Linked DNA regions of Homo sapiens: region 2 is linked to region 1. A link is a loop called in an ENCODE intact Hi-C map of the cell type or tissue named here. Cell type or tissue: endothelial cell of umbilical vein. All regions are shown on one strand.

Region 1 (2,500 bases):
ATCTGTGTAGAGTGAAGGTGAGGCCTGGAGTAAATTACATAGAGTTTATTCTTTTTTTTTTTTTTTTTTTTTTTTTTTTTTTTTGAGACGGAGTCTCGCTTTGTCGCCCAGGCTGGAGTGCAGTGGCGCGATCTCAGCTCACTGCAAGCTCCGCCTCCCAGGTTCACGCCATTCTCCTGCCTCAGCCTCCCGAGTAGCTGGGACTACAGGCGCCTGCCACTACACCCGGCTAATTTTTTGTAATTTTTAGTAGAGACGGGGTTTCACTGTGTTAGCCAGGATGGTCTCGATCTCCTGACCTCATGATCCGCCCGTCTCGGCCTCCCAGAGTGCTGGGATTACAGGCGTGAGCCACCGCGCCCAGCCATAGAGTCTATTCTTTTAAGTACTTCGGAGGAAGGCCAAAATCAAGGGCAGCCCCTGTGGTGAAGAATCACTAAATGTCTTGATGGTTTGGTGAAGTGTGCAAGAGTGGAGTCACTTGTTTGTCTTGGTGATTTTGGTGTGTGTGTGCATATGTTCTGAAGCAGTGCTTCTCAAACTTTAGCATGAGTATGTATCATTAGAGAACTTGTTAAAAATGCAGATTCTGATCCAATAGCTCTGAAGTAGGTCTACATTTCTAACAAGTTCCCAGGCGATGATAATGCTGCCCCTCCACAGACCACACTTTGACTGGCAATGTGGCAGGGTCATCGCATGCCTTAGTCTCAGGGCTTATTTTGGTACTAAATGACCAAGCTCTTCCCACCCTCTACTCCCTCACCAAGCTGCCACTTCTAGTCACTGGTCAGGTGTCATTGCAGGATGATGGGAAGCCTAATTCATTTATTCATTCAGCAAATATATGCCCTAGAACAGGAAATTGAGGCTCCCAATTTGCCAAATCCTAGAAACTGGAATCTTCAGCACACAAAAACTACTGTTACACAAAAAGGCCTTGTGTTAGATTTCCTGCATGTCTCCACCTTTTCTCCATGGCTCCAAGCTTCCCTAAACTTCCCTTATTCTCTGCCTTCAACTTGAGAAGTACTGGAGCAGAATGTGTGGCTGCCTGCAGAATCTTGTGCTGGGTGTTGGAGTCCCAGGGAGCTAGAGGTAGCAGGGACTCAGGGCTCTGAGACTGGCAACAGTGTGCCTGAGGCATTGTCTACGCTCTGCAGAAGAAAGGTGGGAATAATTCTAGGAGCAAAGCAAGGAAAGTGGGTGCAGAGAGAACCGATGGAATTTCTTTAGGCTTGAAAACTTGAGGGGGTTGTGAAGAGAAAATAAGTTGTTGGAGAAAAAAATCCAGAGTAGAGGTTGTCTAACATGTATGAAACATGCTGTTTTTGTTAGATCATCAAAGTGACTTTAGAGACCGACAGTGGCAGTACATGCCCTGTTACACAAAGAGGTGTTTCCTTCCATAACCACTGCTTGGTTTAAAAAAATTTAAAAAGAAGCAAAAAAAAAAAAAAAAAAGAAGTGTTTCCTTTTGATTCATAGGAAGGATGTAAAGCATTGCTTTATGTCCGTGAGGATACAAGTAACATAGCACATGCCCATTAAAGAAAACATGATACTATAGATTACAGTAGGGAAGAAAAACAATCACTTGTAATATTTTGGTGCCATTTCCTGGCAGTTTTTTTTTTTTTTTTTTACTATGCCTGGGTTGTTTCTCTCATTTGGCATTCACTTGAATAGGACCTTGAAAAGTTATGAGATGGCACCATGATCATTAGGCTATATATGCAGTTTTAAAGCCTGGTTTTACTGTAGCAGTGAAGCACATGTATTTTCCATTTTATAGCGTGGTCTTTGTTAGCGTAATTTTTATAGTCACATAGTTTATTTAACAGTTCTCCTGTTATTGAATATTGAGGATGTTTCCATTTCCAATAAATGTCTTTGTGCAGGAAGTTTTTTCCATATGTAGGATTGCACTCTGAGGACAGGATCCCAGAAATAGACTTACTAGATTGAAACTTGTTAATGTTTTTTAAAGTTCTTGATTACTGTTGCCAGGTTGCATTCCCAAAGGTTGGGCCCTTCATGCTCTCAAAAGCAGTTCCTGTTTTGTGGCATCCCTGACAGCTTTGGTGTTTTTGTTTTTAAATAATTTTATCAATTTTTAGATTGTTTTAGTTTGTATTTCTTAATTACAGTAAATTTGACATTTTTCACGATATACTTCTTTTGTATACTTTTTACATCCTTTTCCTGTTTATTATAATACTTATTTGGATTTGATGTTTTTAATCAACTTATGTGCATGCTTTATCATATAAAAGTATTCAAGTTTTCCTGCCATACTTATAATAGTTTTTCTGTATTTATTTATTTATTTATTTATTTTTGTTATGACGGGGTTTCACCATGTTGCCCAGGCTGGTCTCAAACTCCTGGACTCAAGTGATCTGCCTGCCTAGGCCTCCCAAAATGCTGGGATTACAGGTGTGAGCCACCACACCCGGCCTCTGATAGTTTTTCTGAATCTGTTCTTACTGTGAATAGA
Region 2 (2,500 bases), 57 kb after region 1:
CTCTTGCCTCAGAGGTATGCAGGCTTTCTCCCTGTGATAGAAATCACCTTCTCAGGCCAGTCCTAATCACTGCATCCTTCCTTTTTACCTTCCTTGCTTTTTCTTCCTCCTCAGCACTTAAAATTATGTAATACACTGTAAATTTTGTTTATCTTGCTTATTGTATTTTTCTCCCAACTAGAATATAAGCACCATGAGGATAGGGACATTTCTCACTTTGGGTTATTGCTGTAGCTCAGAGCCTAGGGCAGGTCTAGTTCATAGTAATAATGTGTTCAATAAGTAATTATTGAGTGACCAACTGAAAAAATGAATGAGGCATAGTCCCCTCTCCAACAACTATAGAACTCCCAAACTGAAATGGTTCAAGCTATATCTAGAGGTAGCACATGAAGAGAGGACTACTGACATAACTGAGCTTTGTAGAGTATAGGGGGAGCATAGCTTCCAACTGAGCTTGATTTTGAAGGAGACAAAAAGACTTGGAGAATGAGGGGAATGGAATTACAAATGAAGGCGTCCCACACTGAGAAAAGTTCAGAGAATCCAAAATTCATTCATTCATTCATTCATTCATACAACATGGGATATACCAATGAACAAGCCAGAAAAAAGTCCCTGCCCTAAGGAGCTTACATTCTAGTAGTCATAATGTCAGGAATTCTCATCTTGGACCCAAACAGATCTGTTGGTTGGAATGGTAAAATGGGAAGGGCTGAAATTTCTGAAGGGCTTGGAGGTCTAGGTAGACCAGTGTAGCTTTCATCTGGCACACAGCAGGACATAGGTTCTTGATAAGGTAGAGTCTTAGGAACGTCAATTGTGGAAGATTTCTATAGCCACATGAAGGAGGGATTCTGATAGAGAAGATAATTAGGAAGTGTGGGAGTCACCAGAAAGGGCCATTGTAGAAGATCAGATATGAGGTAAGGGTGACTGGAATCAGGGGATGTGGATATCACTATAGAAGAAGGTGGGTCTAAGGGGCTTGGGATGAAATAACTGAGAGAGGATCTTCAAGCCCCTGAGTGTGAGAACAACCTACATATGTGTCCTCAAGAAGAGTTCCCTGATGGAGAAGAAGGAAGGTAGCAGGGGTGGTGTGGAGACTTTGACTCTGTGAGTTGGAGGAACGACAACGCCAGATTAGGACCAGTCTTCTGAGCTTCAGTGATTGTTCCATCATTAGGCTATGTAAACACAGGAAGGACCACAACATTCCTTGAATGTTTGCTCACCAATGCTTGTCCACATTTGCTGTTTTGTTCTCTATATGACAAGAAAAGTTTAGTCCAGATGTGACTCATAACAAATTGGAAACAATTTGAATCTAGTCAGTCACATTGGATCTGCAAAGCAAAACTTTTTTTTGCCTGAAATCCACCACATCTGTCAACACCCCAAATCTGTTTATTAATGGAGTAAAATTTTAAGCTGTTATATTTTTGTTATCACAGAGTAGCAATGCTGGGATTTCTCTATACAACAGAATTTTGACTATGGACAAAATTAAATAATTTGTTTGTTTGTTTTGGAGACAGGGTCTCACTCTGTTGCCCAGGCTAGAGTGCAGTGGTGTGATCTTGGCTCACTACAACCTCGGTGTCCTGGGCTCAAGCGATCCTCTCACCTCAGCCTCCCAAATAGCTGGGACTACAGGCATATGCCACCACGCCTGGCTAATTTTTGTATTTTTTTTGTAGAGACAGATTTTCACCATGTTACCCCCCAGTCTCAAACTCCTGGACTCAAGTGATCCGCCCACCTTTGCCTCCCAAAGTGCTGAGATTACAGGTGTGAGCCACTGCACCCTGCCGAGATTAAATAATTTTGATTTTCACCTTAGTATGATTATAACTGGACATCATGATGGCTGTTTCTATAAGAATCAAAAGAACCTTTGCTTCCTTTGATTCTTATAAAAGTCTTGAAGGTATTTTTCCTCTGACACAGCTAATTGGCTTGAAATCAGCCTGTGTTTTTTCAAAGCTTGGGTTTCCTTCAGTTTTATCTCTCTGTCAGGTGAAGAGTTGAAGTTAATATTACCTTGCTCTCTCACTTTAAGCTGAAAATTCCCCTCCCTTGTCACATCACATGAAAAGAAAAAAATGCAAAGGAAGTGGCCGTCTTAAATTCTCCAGTACAGTAAGCCAATTCAAAGGGAAAACAATGACAACACTTTGCCATTGGATATTTTGGTAAAATCATTTGTTGAAATTCTGTTTCGAAATACCATTTCACATTGTATGACAGAAACCACATTTCTGTTATCCACAAGGCAAATTAAGGGCTTTTCAGGGGGAAGACAATCAATGTGAATTTTCCATAATAGAGCTTGACTGTGGCAGTCATGGGATCTGAAAGCACTCTGGGGGTCTAAGAAGAAGGGGCAGTTACCTAAGTAATTCTCTTTTTATGAACACATCCAAGATATGTCAACCTGCACCCCACCTCTAGCACCTCTTCTTTGGCACCACTTCTGAGATGACTCTCCTGCTTC

Evidence for each region. Peaks named below come from ENCODE experiments on the same cell type or tissue, not always from the same donor. Only the 100,000 strongest peaks of a DNase experiment are listed, where the experiment ranks them.
Region 2: a loop joins it to region 1, with 4 times the contacts of the local background. A loop is called at or near these places in 6 of 110 quality-filtered maps.

What each region holds. Positions count from the first base shown.
Region 1 is chr10:95,760,764-95,763,263 of GRCh38, forward strand. The region is part of intron 1 of ENTPD1 (ectonucleoside triphosphate diphosphohydrolase 1); the gene reads left to right. All of the region lies in intron 5 of ENTPD1-AS1 (ENTPD1 antisense RNA 1), which reads right to left. Among named protein-coding and RNA genes, the nearest start is that of ENTPD1, 5.9 kb to the left of the region's middle. In endothelial cell of umbilical vein, no CTCF peak of the experiment used is centred here; a DNase peak (open chromatin) is centred at 1,508; H3K27ac peaks cover 782 bases.
Region 2 is chr10:95,817,648-95,820,147 of GRCh38, forward strand. The region is part of intron 1 of ENTPD1 (ectonucleoside triphosphate diphosphohydrolase 1); the gene reads left to right. All of the region lies in intron 4 of ENTPD1-AS1 (ENTPD1 antisense RNA 1), which reads right to left. Among named protein-coding and RNA genes, the nearest start is that of ENTPD1, 63 kb to the left of the region's middle. In endothelial cell of umbilical vein, no CTCF peak of the experiment used is centred here; DNase peaks (open chromatin) are centred at 1,224 and 2,114; H3K27ac peaks cover 1,976 bases.